Linked DNA regions of Homo sapiens: region 1 is linked to region 2. Evidence: chromatin loops called from intact Hi-C (ENCODE). Cell type or tissue: adrenal gland. All regions are shown on one strand. Each heading gives the region's core, and the rest is flanking DNA. Links, peaks and the distances in the headings are about the cores only.

The links. Hi-C counts contacts between places; a loop is a spot of excess contacts. Peaks named below come from ENCODE experiments on the same cell type or tissue, not always from the same donor. Only the 100,000 strongest peaks of a DNase experiment are listed, where the experiment ranks them.
Region 1: a loop joins it to region 2, with 3 times the contacts of the local background. A loop is called at or near these places in 35 of 110 quality-filtered maps.

What each region holds. Positions count from the first base shown.
Region 1 is chr2:60,577,983-60,585,928 of GRCh38, reverse strand. No RefSeq gene overlaps it. Among named protein-coding and RNA genes, the nearest start is that of BCL11A, 28 kb to the right of the region's middle. RefSeq lists silencers at 3,820-3,969, 3,948-4,237. In adrenal gland, for the core only: a CTCF peak has its summit at 3,895; a DNase peak (open chromatin) is centred at 4,128; H3K4me3 peaks cover 716 bases; H3K27me3 peaks cover 833 bases.
Region 2 is chr2:58,750,809-58,758,754 of GRCh38, reverse strand. The region is part of intron 2 of LINC01122 (long intergenic non-protein coding RNA 1122); the gene reads right to left. Among named protein-coding and RNA genes, the nearest start is that of LINC01122, 230 kb to the right of the region's middle. In adrenal gland, for the core only: no CTCF peak of the experiment used is centred there; no DNase peak of the experiment used is centred there.

The DNA of each region.
Region 1 (7,946 bases), core at 1,308-6,307, 1.8 Mb before region 2:
AGAGTTGACTTCTTGTTGAATGACAGGGTGGGTGGAGGGATGGATGGGTGGATTAATTCAAATTAATGAAATTCAAATGTCAAGTGACCCTGGGCCCACCAATGAAGTTGACTGTTTATAAACTGGTCCCCAACAGAATTTGAAGAGTAAAAGAGTAAGAAGCTCTGGGAGCCAGTGTTATGGAGAGGGCCAACTTTTAGTTGCCTGAGTTAGAGGCTGTCAGTGAGGTGGTGTCGGTGCAAGAATATTTGCAGCTCCGTCACCCTCTGGGTTCTTTCTCCACGTGCATGGAAAAGGGCTCCCCAGTCTCGCGAGGCAAGCGGTAGTGGACTGGAACGTGGTGGGGAGCTGGGACGAGGAGAGGCGGCAGCGGCGGAGGTGGCGGCGGCCTAACGAACACGTAATTTTCTTCTCACTTCATGCGTCCCTCTCCATCTGACATGGCAGGTGTGCTGAGGAGGAATGGTGTGTGAATCGATTTGGAGAGGATCAGTGACACGGCAGCGAGCCGGGGCCGCGCCCCGAGCCATTGATCGCCTCCAAATCAATTTGCACACCGCTCCCTCTTAGGTCACCTGCCATTTCAGACAGGGAAGAGAACAGTGAAGTGAGAAGGAAATTATGCCGGGAAGTCTGGGGACCTTCTCTCAAGAACGTGGGGTCAGCCTTCAGCTGCCCTCCCATCAGCAGCCTTTGGAAGGGACAGTGCTCCCCAGCCCACGACCCACTCTGCCTTGCTCACCCCCGCCCTGGAGGGAAGGGAAGCCGGAGACTGGAGCAAAATGGGGCTGCTCTGAAAATCTATCAGCCTTGAGCTCACCTCTGGGGTTTGGGCTGCCACAGTCATATCCTAAGAGCTATTTTAGAAAACCCAAATTGCCAACAGTAATAATCTCTCCGCCGCGGGACTGGTTTTCATTTGTGCCTCTCAATGCACTTCACAATTAATTCTCACCAACCTCTGTCTCCCGTGAGCCAGGAGCCCAAGGGGAGCCCAAGGGGAGCCCAAGGCAAGGCTGAGAAGCTTCATGGATCCCCATCGAGAGTGCAAAGGGCTTCCCCACTGGGAAGACACACACACACACACACGCGCACACACACACACACATGCACATGGAGGCCAAAGTCTTCCTCAAGGAGCCAATGGCGCCAATCTTCTCTTTTGAGGGGAGAGAAGGGAAGGTGGTGTAGGGGGTAGTTAAGGAACTGGAGGATATCTTTGGCTCCTGACACGGCCAATAAGCCTCAGCTGAGGCAAGAGGCATCTACTTGCTTACCAAGGCCTAACGCCTGACTGACAAGCAGCTGTTTGAAGGACACTGTCCATCCAAACATGGATTGTACCGTGGACATACTGTCTTCTCTGGAGTTACAGAGGGAGTTGGGTTCATTGCCACCCTCATTAGGTCACAGAAATCCCAATAAGATAAAATGGAAGATGCTACCCTGCCTGAAAGTGCCCAGCATGGTGCAGGATGCTGATGGGTACTCAATAAATGGACTGCAGGTTGACTTAGTCCCCCTTCCCAAGTGGGCAGTTTAGATTCTAAGTACTTTCCAGTTGGCTGAGCAGTTTTTCCCAAGAAGTAGGCTCCTTACTGTTCCTGATTTCTTTTGTCTATCCCATCAGAAGCAGGACAATCAAGGCAGGTCTAAGAGAGAACTCATGGCAGGAGCAGAGGACATGGAAGGATGCATCCGCCCTGTTTCTACAGAAAACAGGAAAACCAGCTAACCCACTTCATGCCTCGTGCAAGTCTGAGATGCATTTCTACTCCCTTCCCCACTGCTAGGGAAATGCTGGTCATGTTCTTGCTGCCCGGCCAGGCCCCTCCTGTTCATGCCTCAGAGGTTCATCAGAGATCTAGGATAGGGACTGGGGTTAGGTCTTGCATTTTTGGAAGTTATTGTTTATAAATTGGTCCTCAAGGGTCCAATGGCAAAAAAAAAAATGTATATTTATATATAGATTTTGACTCAATAAGCTCTCTCTCCCCTGCTCTCCTGCTCCCCAAATCAGATGCTTTGCTCCAAGCAGGCAGGTGAACCAGGATTCTCGAATGCTTACTGCACAGACCCAGCCACTTACACGTGTGCATGTTCACACACACATATGCATGCTGTCACACACACATGCACACACATGTGAATACACACATTCCCTTCTTAGGCCAAAGCCATGCTTTCCCAGCCGAGTTAAATTTTCTCCTCTTGGGGGAGGCTTTCCCAGCCGTTTGCTCTCCCTGCTCTTAGGACTCTAGCTTTTTCCATTTGGCATGCAGATCACGTCTTCTTTATGATCAGGAGAGACTCTTTAAGCACCTAAGGCAGCCCTGCTGCCCACACTCCTTCCAGCCCAACCTCAGGAGTGCTGAGCTTTCTGTCTCAACATTTTTCCATGACTCTGCAGAGCACTTCCAGGGAAATAAAAAGTTTAGGGTTCAGTTTAATACAGTGCCAGGTATTCTACCAGGCACTGATGGAGGCACTGGGGGGAGGTCACAAAAAGGATGATGGTGCTGTCCCTGCCTGGAGGAGCTCCACTGGCCCAGTGCATTTACCTTGGCTCCTTGGCCAGATTTAAATGCTCTGGGAGGCCATCCACAACAAGGCCCAACTCTGTGGCTATGCCACAGAATCAAGGCTCTGGTAATTGGAAGTAGCTTAAATGTAATCAATTCTAACTTGGTACATGGCTCTAGGTTAAATTTGTTGGAGTACTTTGGACTTCGGTTAGAGGATGGGGTGGAGTGTTTAGGAGAGAAGATTGGGTTGGAAGGACACAGAGTGTCATTTCTGAGAGCTTCAACTCTACCCATGGCTTCTAAAATAAGCCAGAGGGTAAATGCTACTTTTCTGCTATCTTTCTGGGGTGAGCATTTTCAGAGACAAACATAGTTAGAGGAATTTACTCTATGGTAAGAAGAGTTTGGCCAACTGAATCAGGACAACGAAGACATTTTCTGTCCTCACCAAGACTGCAAAACCTCACCTGCTGAACTGGGTCATTCAAGCTAAAAACAAAAAACAAAACAAAACAAAAAACCCTTCCTGACCAAGCATCCTTTGAAACATGGTTTAATTCCGTTTCTGTGACTTGTAGATTGTTCATGTACTCAGGGTCCCCAGAAGGCAAGGACTTGGCATTTACTTACCTTTGGCTTCAGCAACATTTGCACATGGTACATATCATAGACTTTTTTTTTTTTTTTGAGATGGAGTCTCACTCTGTTGCCCAGGCTGGAGTGCAGTGGTGCAATCTCAGCTCGCTGCAACCTCTATCTCCCGGGTTCAAGAGATTTTAGTCTCAACCTCCCGAGTAGCTGGGATTAAAGGCATGTGCCACCACGCCAGCTAATTTTTGTATTTGTAGTAGAGACGGGGTTTCGCCATGTTTGCCAGGCTGATCTCCAACTCCTGGCCTCAAGTGATACTCCTGCCTCGGCCTCCCAAAGTGCTGGGATTACAGGCGTGAGCCACGGCGCCTGACCGACACATTTTATTAAATATATCTTTAGGTTGTTAAATGCTTTGGTTTTGAGTAGGTAATATGTGCACATGGTACGAAAGTCAAGGAAGTCATGAGCCACCCTCCTAGGTCACCAGGGCAGGTACGGTAACCACTTTCCTTTGTGACGTTCCAGATATATTCCACGCATATGCAAGCAACTACATCACTAAATATTCTTGATCATGGTATTTTTATTCATTGTACATAGACAAGTCTGTCCACCTCCTTCTACTTTTTCTGCTGGCGACGGCTCAGTTGCATTTACTGGAAGTGGTTCTGTGTTCACACAGCACTTAGTATACAAAAGAGAACGCACCACAACAGTACAAGCAGTCGTGGCCACGATGACACCAGCGTCCCCGTGGAGCTTGGAGCCACGCTTGGTGGTTCGCGCCTCCGCGCCTCCGGGGGCGCAGTGTCCAGCTCAGGCCGCACGATGGCGCCCGCTTCCTGCGGACCCGGCCCACGGCGGCGGCACAGACAAAGACGGGCATCGGGCCTCCCCCGCGGGGCGGTGGAGGCGGCGGGCGCCCCGGGTGGCCGAGGCCGCCCCTGCGCGCCGAACCAGGCAGCTGCCGCCCGAGTCTTTGTCCTACGCTGCTCGCCCTTGTGCTAAAGGACAAGCAAAGAGGACGAGGGGAGCTGGCGGCTCCGGCCAGGCATCCACCCGACTCCCGTCCCAGCTCTCACACCCCAAAGCCCGGCCCCGCGCGAGCTGGGGTGGCTGCAAGCGCCTGCGTGGGGACGACCCCAAAGGCCTGCCCAGGAAGCTTTCCTCCACCTCCACACCTCTGTAAAGAATTTTCCCGGAATTCCGCACTGTGGAGGTTTTGCAGCACTGCCCTGACTTCCCATTTGAAAGGCTACAGGGCCTGGGTGTCCCGGGTGCAGAGGAGACATGCATTTAGGTTGACTGCAAACTCGTGAGCATCTGGGCCTGGCTGTTCCAAGCGCAGCTCTGCAGGGGTCCAGGAAAACTTCTCTCCTCTCGTGTTCTGGCACCCTCTAGTCCCGCAGTCCAGTAGAGTTTACTGGGATGATGCCAATGTTCTGTCTCCACTGGCCAATATGGTGGCCACTAGCCACACGTGGCCATGGATCGCTTGAGGTGTGGCTGAAGAACTGAATTTTAAACTGTATTTAATTTTAATAAACTTGAATTTAGGTAGTCGCATGTGACTAGTGGGTTTTGTAGTGGGCCCTGCAGTCTTAAGGGCTCAAGTCGATCTGAGCACTAGAATATGTAGTTATGTTGTTGACAGTAAAATTTTATAAAGATTCACATACAGCATGGATCATGTGCCTGTTACACCCGAAAAGATCCTGGAAGTGGCTGGGGGGCTGGGAAAGAAAAAGTGGTGCCAGCTGAGTTTATTTTGTCTGTTTAGGGAGATGGTTAGGGGGTGCCCTGCGTGTGGAGTAACGTAGCATGAGAATGAAGGTGAAGATGAAATAGGTCCTTACAATGCCTTGCTAGTCCTGCGAATGGGACTGCCTAATCTTTGATCTATTGTTACAGAAAGTTTGGGGCTAATCACTGTCATCTATTAAGTGGCTAAGTATATACATCCCACACATTGGGTTCTTGGGACAAGATCATCCTACCAGAAATAATTTTGAAGGAACCTGGGATCTTCTGCGGTCTTGTGTGCTCAGAAGGAGGCGTGGAGGAGTGCCGGTATCTGCGGGAGCTTGACCGTCCAGCCTGAGGTTCTGTCACTGCTGTTTTCTCTGGGCATGTGATAAATATGAAACAATGGCAGTATCATTGTGTGTTAGGGTGGTGTTTATCTGTGGGATGCAAGACAGTCCTGGGTAGAGACACTGGGGAATTAGAAGTGTTTTTTCATGAGTTGGAATGTCTTGGTGGCAAGCCAACTTCTCACTCATCATCAGAGCAAAAGTTGAACATAAAATTCACAAGTTACCTGCAGCAGCAATCATCAGGGTTCTGGTACCTCAAGAATGCCTCGTCACCTGTCTCCTCCAAGAATGTAAACCAATCAACGACTTCCATTTATTTTTATTGAAAATAAACATGTATACCTTCTTATAGGTTCCTTGGTCTAGTGTATTGAATCTTTCCAATAAGCAATGCAATTATGTGACTGTTTTCTAAAATCTGAGGTGGATGCCACCTTTTAGCATCCACCTTTTGATCTTCCAGGTAACATTTGTGTGTGTGTGTGTGTGTGTGTGTGTGTGTGTGTGTGTGTGGATAGAGGTACATGGTGGGCAAGGGGCAAAGACAGATCAAGAAATATTACATTCTCCTTGAAGATTCAATATGCCCTTTTACCTATTCTAAAGCATCCAGAAATAGACCTGTAAGTGCTGACATCTTATTGCCCTACAGCTGAGGTGTCCTGGCAAGGCTCCTTGCCCATAGTAGGCATTCAATAAATTTTTGGTGAATTTTATGTAAGAAGGGAAAATGGGCCAGGATTCCATATCCAAGCTATCGTTGTGGGCTGTCCATCCATCTCTTTTTGTTTTTGTTTCTTTTCCCCTGGAGATGTTGCCGACCACAAATAAAGAACAAGGGGGAAAATAGTTAAGCACACCTAGAGCTGCGTCCAAACAAAAGAGGAAAGAGACTAAACAAACCCAAGGTTTTCTATTTCTCCCTGAGCCAAGTAATCCCTTTGATTACATCTAATACCTGCCAAAACCCAGATGGTGTGCCCACCCATCTCCCGTGTGATAATGCCACATTGTGAAATCTACCTATTAATATTAATTGTCAGTTAGAGAATCTGTCTGAACTACTAAAGCTTGAGATTGCCTTGAGAAAGCAGGCCCTGCTTTAGCAGGGATTTTAAGATAATTCTCATTCTTTCATTCTGTATCTCACATATGTAGAATGTTAAACAATAGCCTGAGAATGCTTTTCTAATTTCGGTACATGCCTGCCTCTTGCAATCCAGGTCTTAAACCACTGTTCATTTGGGGTCTACACCTGCTGACCAAAATATTACCTTAAACTGCTGTGGGCTTGCCAGCGACATGTAAGCACACACTGTTCACCATATAGAGAGAATTTTAACTCCCTGGGAGCTGTTTGAATTGAATGTGCCCTAGCATGTGATGCTCAACTATTTCCTTTTTATTTTTCTCCCTCTCAGTAATTGACTTGGTAATCCTTGAAAAGTATTACCAAATCTCAGTTTTTTCAATTATTGTATGGGTCTTCCTGAGGTAGGAATGCAAAGGCACAAGAGAAGGCCGAGGAAGAGAACTTGAGGTCCAGGCAAAGCTGTCGCATGGCAGAACACAGGGACCTTCAGGGGTGCTGCTCCTGGCTGATAATCCGGTCTGTGATGTTTGATTTGGACTGTGATCATAAACATGCCCAGGTCAGCTCCAAAATCCGATCTGTGCTTCCAGATCTCCACACTGAAATGTTTCAACGTTGCAGTTTCTGCTGCGTTCACGGAACTTTTTCTTTTTTTTAAGCCACAAAATTTCAGAATCCATTTATGCCTGAAATAGATATGAAAATTTAGTAGGTGTGAGATTGAGTTTTTCCTCCGGAGTCTCCCCACTTTATTCTCATGGGTTATGCTGCAATCGCCTTTTGACAGTCATTCTTATAGCCAACACCTTAAACTTTATGAGTAAATGCAAAATCCAGCCCACACAGTGTCTTTGCTTTTGCCAGGAGCATATAGGGCTTGTGAAATGAATTAATTCAATATTCTATGTTCCTTGTTCAGGGAGGTAGCTCTTCATCATATCTTGAGCTTGATGTCCGGCTGTGGCCAGAGCTGCAGCCTTGCTGGGTAACTGACTGACTCGGGCAGAGGGATACCACGCAAATAAAAACTGGCAACATTCTGTTCTTTTGGGTACATCAATGAATGTTTACTTCAATGACCTGACAGTTCTTTTATTAGCAAATATTAATTTCAACTGAAAAAAACCAGAAGGCCTTCATGGTGCAGCACATTTAAATAGACATTGAGATAATTTTAAAAATACCTATTGGTATGTAAAGCAACCTTCCTGATGAAAAGAAGTCACTGAACAAGTGGCAGAAGCCAGTTGGTAGGGCTCAATATTTTGATTATTTAATTTATTGCCATTATTTTACAAAACATAAAAAAAAGCAATTGAATTGCAATTTTGTTCCCATTCCTGCCCAACTTTGCAATGTTATTTTTTTATGACTGCTGTCTTTGGAAAGAGATAAGGGATGAGGCAGCAAATGGCTTTTTATAGAGAGAGAGGTGGGTCCTCTTACCTACTTAGTCTTCTGTTTCTACAGGGATGGTAAAGGTGAGTTAAGGCCCTCAGTGGGAGGAGACAGACCTCAGTGGGTGTTCTCAGAAGGAGCTGTTAAATGCTGGTGCGTCTCCACCTCTGTCCTGCCTGTGGATATTTTGCAAATTGTTTCTCTCAGCCTCCTTCGCAGCCAGCGTCAGAAGGGAGGCTT
Region 2 (7,946 bases), core at 1,068-6,067:
GAGCTTGATAGCTAAGCTCTACCCTTAGAGTTTCTGATTCTGTAAGTGGATGTCTGAGAATCTGCATTTCCAGCAAGTTCCCAGATGATGTTGATACTGCTGGTTTAAGGATCACACTAAACATCACTTTTTCTCTAAAATGCTGCAGTCATGGCAGCAGGTGATGGTTGTTAAATACTTTAAGAAATTAAAACACAGACATATTATGGAGTACAATGTACATTTCTCTGCATTTTTAAAAAGAAATGGTTTTCTTGCTGAGGGTTGATTTGGCATGAACGAAGTAAGAGTTTAACTCTTCCACGTGACTAAGGGCACTGGAGTACAGCTGGTTGAAGAGAACTGATCTAAGCCATGTTAGACTCAAGACAAAAGTTTCATGAATGCCCCAAGTTCTTCAATGCAGTGAGTCTCTCAAGAGGTGATGCAGAAGGAAATATCGAGGCCTGGTCTGTGGGTAGGTAGGGTGGGGAGCCCCTCCATTAGGCTAACGACAATTTCAGAGTGACCACAGGAAGCAAAGTTTAGCCTGGCAGTTAGTGGCGGGCAGCCAGGGGGCTCAGGGTTGCCAGAGCTCACCACACAGAGCGAGGCTGTAATGTCATGCTATCAGTTATCTGGGTCAGCCATCTGCGAGGCCTGTTGCTTTTCAATGGTGCTCTCGAGCCTTCAGTTTCATCTTTCTCTTTCACCCAGAAAAGAAAAGAATTGAAGGTAATTTAATGCCTTATAAAAAGGCACATCCTGTAATGTTTGCATCTTCCTTGTCCACATCATATTGCATGACTATTCTGTGGGATCCTTACCAAAAGTGACACGGGGCGAACTACCACTAGAATCCAAAGCAGAGAGTCATCTTCTGGTTGCAGACTGTCAAGGAAATGAAATCCAACCTTTAACCATCATCGTTCTCACTGAATGCATTGACCAAGTGTACTGTGCGTGATGGGCACACAGACTGGAAAAAAGCAGCAGTTTAGAAAAAGAAAAAGACAATTTCAGTGCTTTTGGTGTATGTTGCTTCCTTATCAAATGAATAAAGCTAATTCACTATTTACACATGAAACAAAATCTTGGTTCTGTGTATTCATATAAATATTTCAAAGGCCAGAGATCTTTTTCTTTACCATTTAGGTCTTCTTAAGAGTCAATCCAGCAAATAATGCTCTAGGGCAATTTGATACTTAAAATGATGAGACCTTTCCCTGGTGAGTCTCCCTGGGCTAGTTTTTCACAGCTGTGGTAACCTACACTCCACTTCCATTTCCCTAACAGACTTTCTGATCTCTTTCCCAAAATAAAAGCCACACATGTCACTCATGAAGAAAGACACCCACCTGTCCCTATCTTACACACTAAAAGTGCTTCTCAGTAAGATTTATTTGTGGTTTGTTTAGATTTGAACCTGTTGCCACACACATGCTATTTTCTAACCAAAATCCCTGTAGTAGAAGCCCTACCTCCCATTCTGAAACTTTATTTATTTCTGTTATTCCAGATGTATGTGCCAATCAGTTTAGCTCCTGCCAATTCTTGTTTATTAATAATGCTAACGAAAGAATTAAAATTCTACCAGATTTCAATCTCTTTTTTCATGCCTTAATAATGAGTCCTAAAAAGGATGAATTCTGATATTGTCTCAACAACTCAAAGGACTAGGTACAATCAGAAATTTGACTGGCTTTTTCCTACCTTGCACAAACTCAGGAGGGATATTCGTACTGCTAACTGCCACTGTATATGTGCAGATAATTTGCATTTTCATTGTTCTTTATTTTATGTTATTAGTTATTCATGAGATGAATATCACATTCAACAACTAATCTATAAAGCCTTTGCTTTTTAAATAACAATGTGCTGTTTTTGTTGTAGAGGGTAGAATGGAGAATGGACGTCCCATTTAGAGATCTTATACAAAGAACTGAAAAATGAATGACACATAAGCTCTTCCTTGCCATATGTAAAATCGGGATCTCAAAGAGAGTGACATTAGAGTTGGAAAATACAGACTGTACTACATAGGTTTATACATATAAGAGCCATATTAGCCAGCTGGACCTACTGAGAAAGGTCTCTCACCAGCAAGCCAAAGAGAAGAGAAGGTCAAGTTTAACCGTACTATGTAATGAACCTGTAAATGACTAATTATTTCTCACCAAACAGCACAATCTGCATGTGAGGCAAAAACCAACATAGAAAGCATCTGAACTCGTTTTTATTTTCAGTTGGATATAGTCCAAGTTTCATACACATTGGTTTCACTTTTCCCAATAAAGGCTTATGTCTATATTAACACAAATTGAAAAGAAAAAAATGAAAAGATTCCACTCTTTTTCTTAGTTTCAGGGAAGAGTACATTAAAAAAAATTCAAATGTGCATGTGAGGACCCAGCTGTGTTGTGAGGAGGAGGAGGCAGGTGGGTATTCTGGAAATGTGTGCATATATTGTAGCTGCACACTTAGCGATCTCAACATAAATGTCAGCTAAACATCACCCCTAGATAAGTTAGTCTTAAAGGGAGAGCAATGATTTCATTTACCAAGAGGGGAGCAAGCATAGGGCCTTTGCTATACTCAAAGGATTTTCCTGGAATCCCACTGTGGTTATCTAGGGAGGGGCTGCTTCACCTTAGAGGCAGTGAATTGCTAGGTCTTGACTTGCTTAGGAAGGAGGTAACTATCTCTCCCAGGAAATATAAAAAATCCATAAAAAGAGTTCCATATTTCTTTCAATAATACAACTTTGGAACTCAGAAATTCTGATAGAAAACACTGATGGCAGTAGTAATACAACCTAATATAATGAATAAAATAGAGAAAAATAGCGATCTAAGATTTAAGATAGTTGAAGAATAGAAATACATCTTTTTCATCCTTGTATCTCCCCCAGTACCTGAAATTTGGTAAGTGTCTAAGAATAACAATAACAGCAATGATAGCTAACATTTATGGAACTTCATTTTTGCCAGGCATGGTTCTAACCACTTCAAGAGTTTCAATTGCTGTTATCCTCAATAAAAGCCTGCCAGTGAAATACTGTCATTATTCCCATTTTACAGATGAGGAAATAGAAATACAGAGAATTTATGAAACTTTACCAAGGCCATACAGCTAATAAATGGCAGAAGGGGATTCACGTTCAGGGGATCTGGCTCCAAAGCTTACCCTTATAACTTCTCTGCTAAATTGCATCTTTTATACAGCATAAAAATTGCTGAACAGAATTGCTGAATTTTACTGAGGAGCTGAATTCTATTGTGCCATATTAAAAGTGTAAACTCATTGTGAAACTGAAAACTTAAATCAAAACTCTAGAAACACCAAAAAATTATACAGAGGCACTCTGGAGTTTACGGTGATTATAAACATATAATCACCATCTATATATAAAATTCTATGTTGGCTATATTATAACAACACTTAGTTTTAAATGACCGATATTGCCTGAGAAAATTTAATTCTTCAAAACTTTAGAATTTCTTTGGCAAATAAATCATTTGGCAATATTTCTAGACATTTCTCAAGTAGAAATACACAACCAGTTAAATAAAATACTTGTGAAAATGTGGTGATGATTTTTTTGGTTGCCCCTTTGCCCTTTCTTTCAGGGTCCACCTCTGCTGTCCTCCCCATACGCAGCCGTCCCATTCTGGACTGCATTTTATGGACAGCACCCTTTTTCCTCAATTTCTCCCCTCAAGGAAACTTGCATATTGTAGCTCCTATTTCCTAAATACTCTGAACTTTATTGAGATAGGGTCTCACTCTGTCACCCAGGCTGGAGAGCAGTGATGCAATCTTGGCTTACTGCAACCTCTGCTTCCTGAGTTCAAGTGATTCTCCTGCCTCAGCTTCCCAAGTAGCTGGCACCACAGGTATGCACCACCACACCCTGCTAAGTATAAATGGGGTTTTGCCATGTCGCCCAGGCTGGTCTAGAACTCCTGACCTCAGGTGATCCACCCGCCTCGGCCTCCCAAAGTGCTGGGATTATAGGTGTGAGGTACCACACCCAACCTCTGAACTTTCATAGATGATGTTTTAGCTCTAGACCTTGTTCAAATGAGATTCTATTAGACACCCCAAACCTCAAATGTACAAATAGAAGAATAGAGGACCTAGAGCTTCTTTTCTGGGTGCTTGCCCCAACTTTACACCAAAGTGTCGAAGGCACTGAACAAATCATAAGCCATGGCTTAGACCCAAACCAATGCCCAGTTTGCTTTTGGAGATTTGACCATGGCATGTGCAGGACTACATGAAGCATCTGTTAAGGAAGAGCCTACACACATAGCACACCTTGCTGGACTCCAAACCATAATGCTCCATCCTGTCTCAGCCCTGTTCTCCTGGGCTCCCAGTTATGCCCTTTGTTTTTATATACTGTTTACCCTCCCAAGTCACCAAAAGAGGAGAATAAGCCACTCTTTTCAAAAGGTGGGTATCTTGCTTCTCTTTTCCTTCATTTCTCTGAGCTTCCTTTCTAATATGCCTGCTGCTCCTTAAGTTGCTGGAGCTCATACTTGTGCAAACTACCCAAAATTTGGCTGTCATGCTTCCTCTTTGAAGGCTGTGCTCCTGCTAAACAATAATGACAACAAAGCTTTGAATCCCATATAAGTTCCACTTCATGAACAGCCATAGACATTCCAAGCCTGGCCTCACAACAAGCCTACTTCTCCCTGATGCCCTGTTGAGCTCAAAGGCCCACCAGAGGGCTTGCATGCAAGGAGGAAAGCAGAGAGGCCCTGCCCAGAAGCAATATAAGAAGAAAATTAACTAGAAGGGTGTATTAGTCCATTTTCCTACTACTATGAAGAAATACCTGAGACTGGGTAATTTATAAAGAAAAAGAGCTTTAATGGACCACATGGCTTGGGAGGCCTCACAACCATGGTGGAAAGCAAAAGAGAAGCAAAGACATATCTTACATGGCAGCAGGCAAGAGAGCAAGTGCAGGGGAACTGCCCTTTATAAAACCATCAGATCTCATGAGATTTATTCACTATCATAAGAACAGCACAAGAAAGACCCACACCCATGATTCAATTACCTCCCTCCAGGTCCCTCCCATGACACAAGATTATGGGAGCTACAATTCAAGATGAGATTTGCGTGAGGACACAGGCAAATTATATCATTCTGCCCCCAGCCCCTCCCAAATCTTATGTCCTCACATTTCAAAACCACTCATGCCTTTCTAACACTCTCCCAAAGTCTTAACTCATTTTAGCGTTAACTCAAAAGTCCACAGTCCAAAATCTCATCTAATACAAGGCAAGTCCCTTCCACCTATGAGCCTGTAAAATCAAAAGGAAGTTATTTATTTCCCAGATACAATGGGGCACAGGCATTGGGCAAATGATCCTGTTCCAAATGGGAGAAATTGGCCAAAATGAAGGAGGTACAGGCCCCACGCAAGTCTGAAATCTAGCAGAGTAGTCAAATCTTAAAGCTCCAAAAATGATCTCCTTGGACTTCATATCTCACGTTCAAGTCACACTGATGCAAGAGGTAGGTTCCCATAGTCTTGGGCAGCTCCACCCCTGTAGCTTTGCAGGGTACAGCTCCCCTTCTGTTTGCTCTCACAGGCTGGCATTGAGGGTCTGTGGCTTCTCCAGGTGCAAGCTATCAGTGGATCTACCATTCTGGGGTCTGGAGGATGGTAACCCTCTCTTCATAGCTTCACTAGCCAGTGCCCCAGTGGGGACTCTGTGTGGGAGCTCCCACCCCACATTTCTCTTCTGCAGTGCCCTAGCATAGGTTCTCCATGAGGGCTCCACCCTGCCAGCACATCTCTGCCTAGATATCCAGACATTTCCATACATCCTCTGAAATCTAGGCAGAAGTTTCAAAACCTCAATTCTTGACTTCTGTGGACCCACAGGCCCAACACCACATGTAAGCCACCAAGGCTTGGGCCTTGCACCCTCTGAAGCAACAGCCTGAGCTGTACAATGGCCCCTTTTAGCCAGGGCTAGAATGCAGGGCACTAAGTCCTGAGACTGCACACAGCAGGGGGGTCTATGGCCTCACCCATGAGACCATTTTTTCCTCCTAGGCCTCCTGGCTTTTGATAGGAGGGGCTGCTGTGAAGATGTCTGACGTGCCCTTGAGACATTTTCCATTGTCTTAGCAATTAACATTTGGCTCCTTGTTACTTATGCAAATTTCTGCAGCCAGCTTGAATTTCTCCTCAGAAAATGGGTTTTTCTTTTCTATCGCATCCTCAGGCTGCAGATTTCTGAACTTTTATGCTCTGCTTCCCTGTTATGCATGAGTTCCAATTCCAAACCTTATTTTTGTGAAAAAATAAAATGAAATGCCTTTAAGAGCACCCAAGTCACCTTTTCAATGCTTTGCTGCTTAGAAATTTCTTCTGCCAGATACCCTAAATCATGTCTCTCAATTCCAAAGTTCCACAGTTCTCTAGGCTAGGGGCAAAATGTCACCAGTCTCTTTGCTAAAGTATAGCAAGAATCACCTTTGCTCCAGTTCCCAATAAGTTCCTTATCTCCATCTGAGCCCACCTCAGCCTGGACTTTTTGTCAAAACCATTCAACAAGTCACTAGGAAGCTCCAAACCTTCCCACATCTTCCTATCTTCTTCTGAGACCTCAAAACTGTTCCACCCTCTGCCTTTTACCCAGTTCCAAAGTTGCTTCCACATTTTCAGGTATCTTAATAGCAGTACCCCACTCTACTGGTACCAATTTACTGTATTAGTCCATTTTCATACTGCTATGAAGAAACACCCAAGGCTGGGTAAATTTTTTTTAAAAAAAGAGGTTTAATGGACTCTCAGTTCCACACGGCTAGGGAGGCCTCATGATCATGGCAGAAGGTGAAGGAGGAGCAAAGGCATGTCTTACATGGCAGCAGGAAAGAGAGCATGTGCAGGGGAACTGCCCTTTATAAAACTGTTAGATCTTGTGAGACTTATTCACTATTACAAGAACAGCATCGGGAAAACCCACCCCCATGATTCAATTACCTCCCACTGGGTCCCTCCCATGACATGTGGAGATTATGGGAGCTATAATTCAAGATGAGATTTGGGTGGGGACACGGCCAAACCATATCCAAGTGGAATTCGCTTTGCTTAGACACGCCTTATGACAATTCCTTGATGCTATTTGAGTGCTTCAAAAGTTCTAAACTACTCCCCAATTAATGTACTTTAGCCTAAAAAAGAAAATGACACCATTAGGTTTGTTCATTGTAGCTAAAATAGAAAATATAAAGAAAAAGAAAACAAAAAATTGAGCTATAATCCCTCCAGATATTTTTCCATGGGCATATGTTTACAAAGTGGGATCATAGCATTTTATAGATTTCAATTTTATTGCTATCATCTTTTGGCATCCATCATCTATATCTAAAGTATCATTTGTAGAATTTCAAGGATGTTTTTCTAAATAATTTCCCTATTTAGATCATTTCCTGGTTGTCTTTGCATGAAGCAACACTGCACAGACTGGACAGTGAGCAAAGCAGTGGGGAAAAATTGCTCTAGGATCAGATGTGGATCCAAATTCTACGTAGCCATGGAACTTAGACACTTGGACATACAAAATCCTCCCATGCCTCATTTCACCATCTGTTTCAGGGGAGAGTAATTGTAAGAACATACCTCATTAAACTGTTCTGAGACTTAAACTGGGAAAGGTATGAAAAATGCTGAACACTATGCCTGGCTCATTTGGGCTCAATAAAAGTTGGCTGTGATTTAATAAGTCCTCATATGATTACATCTTTAGAATATATTCTTTGAAAGGAATTCAAAGGGTCACAGGGCCCAAACAGGATCTTTAATCCATGGCTAATTGTCTTCCAGTTTCCTCTCCCACCAGTGAGTAAAAAGGAAAGTGAGACATTCTCCCTCACTTGGGGATGTATGCGGTCCTTTTTTAAAACAGGGAGCAGCATGGGAAAATGGAAAGCAC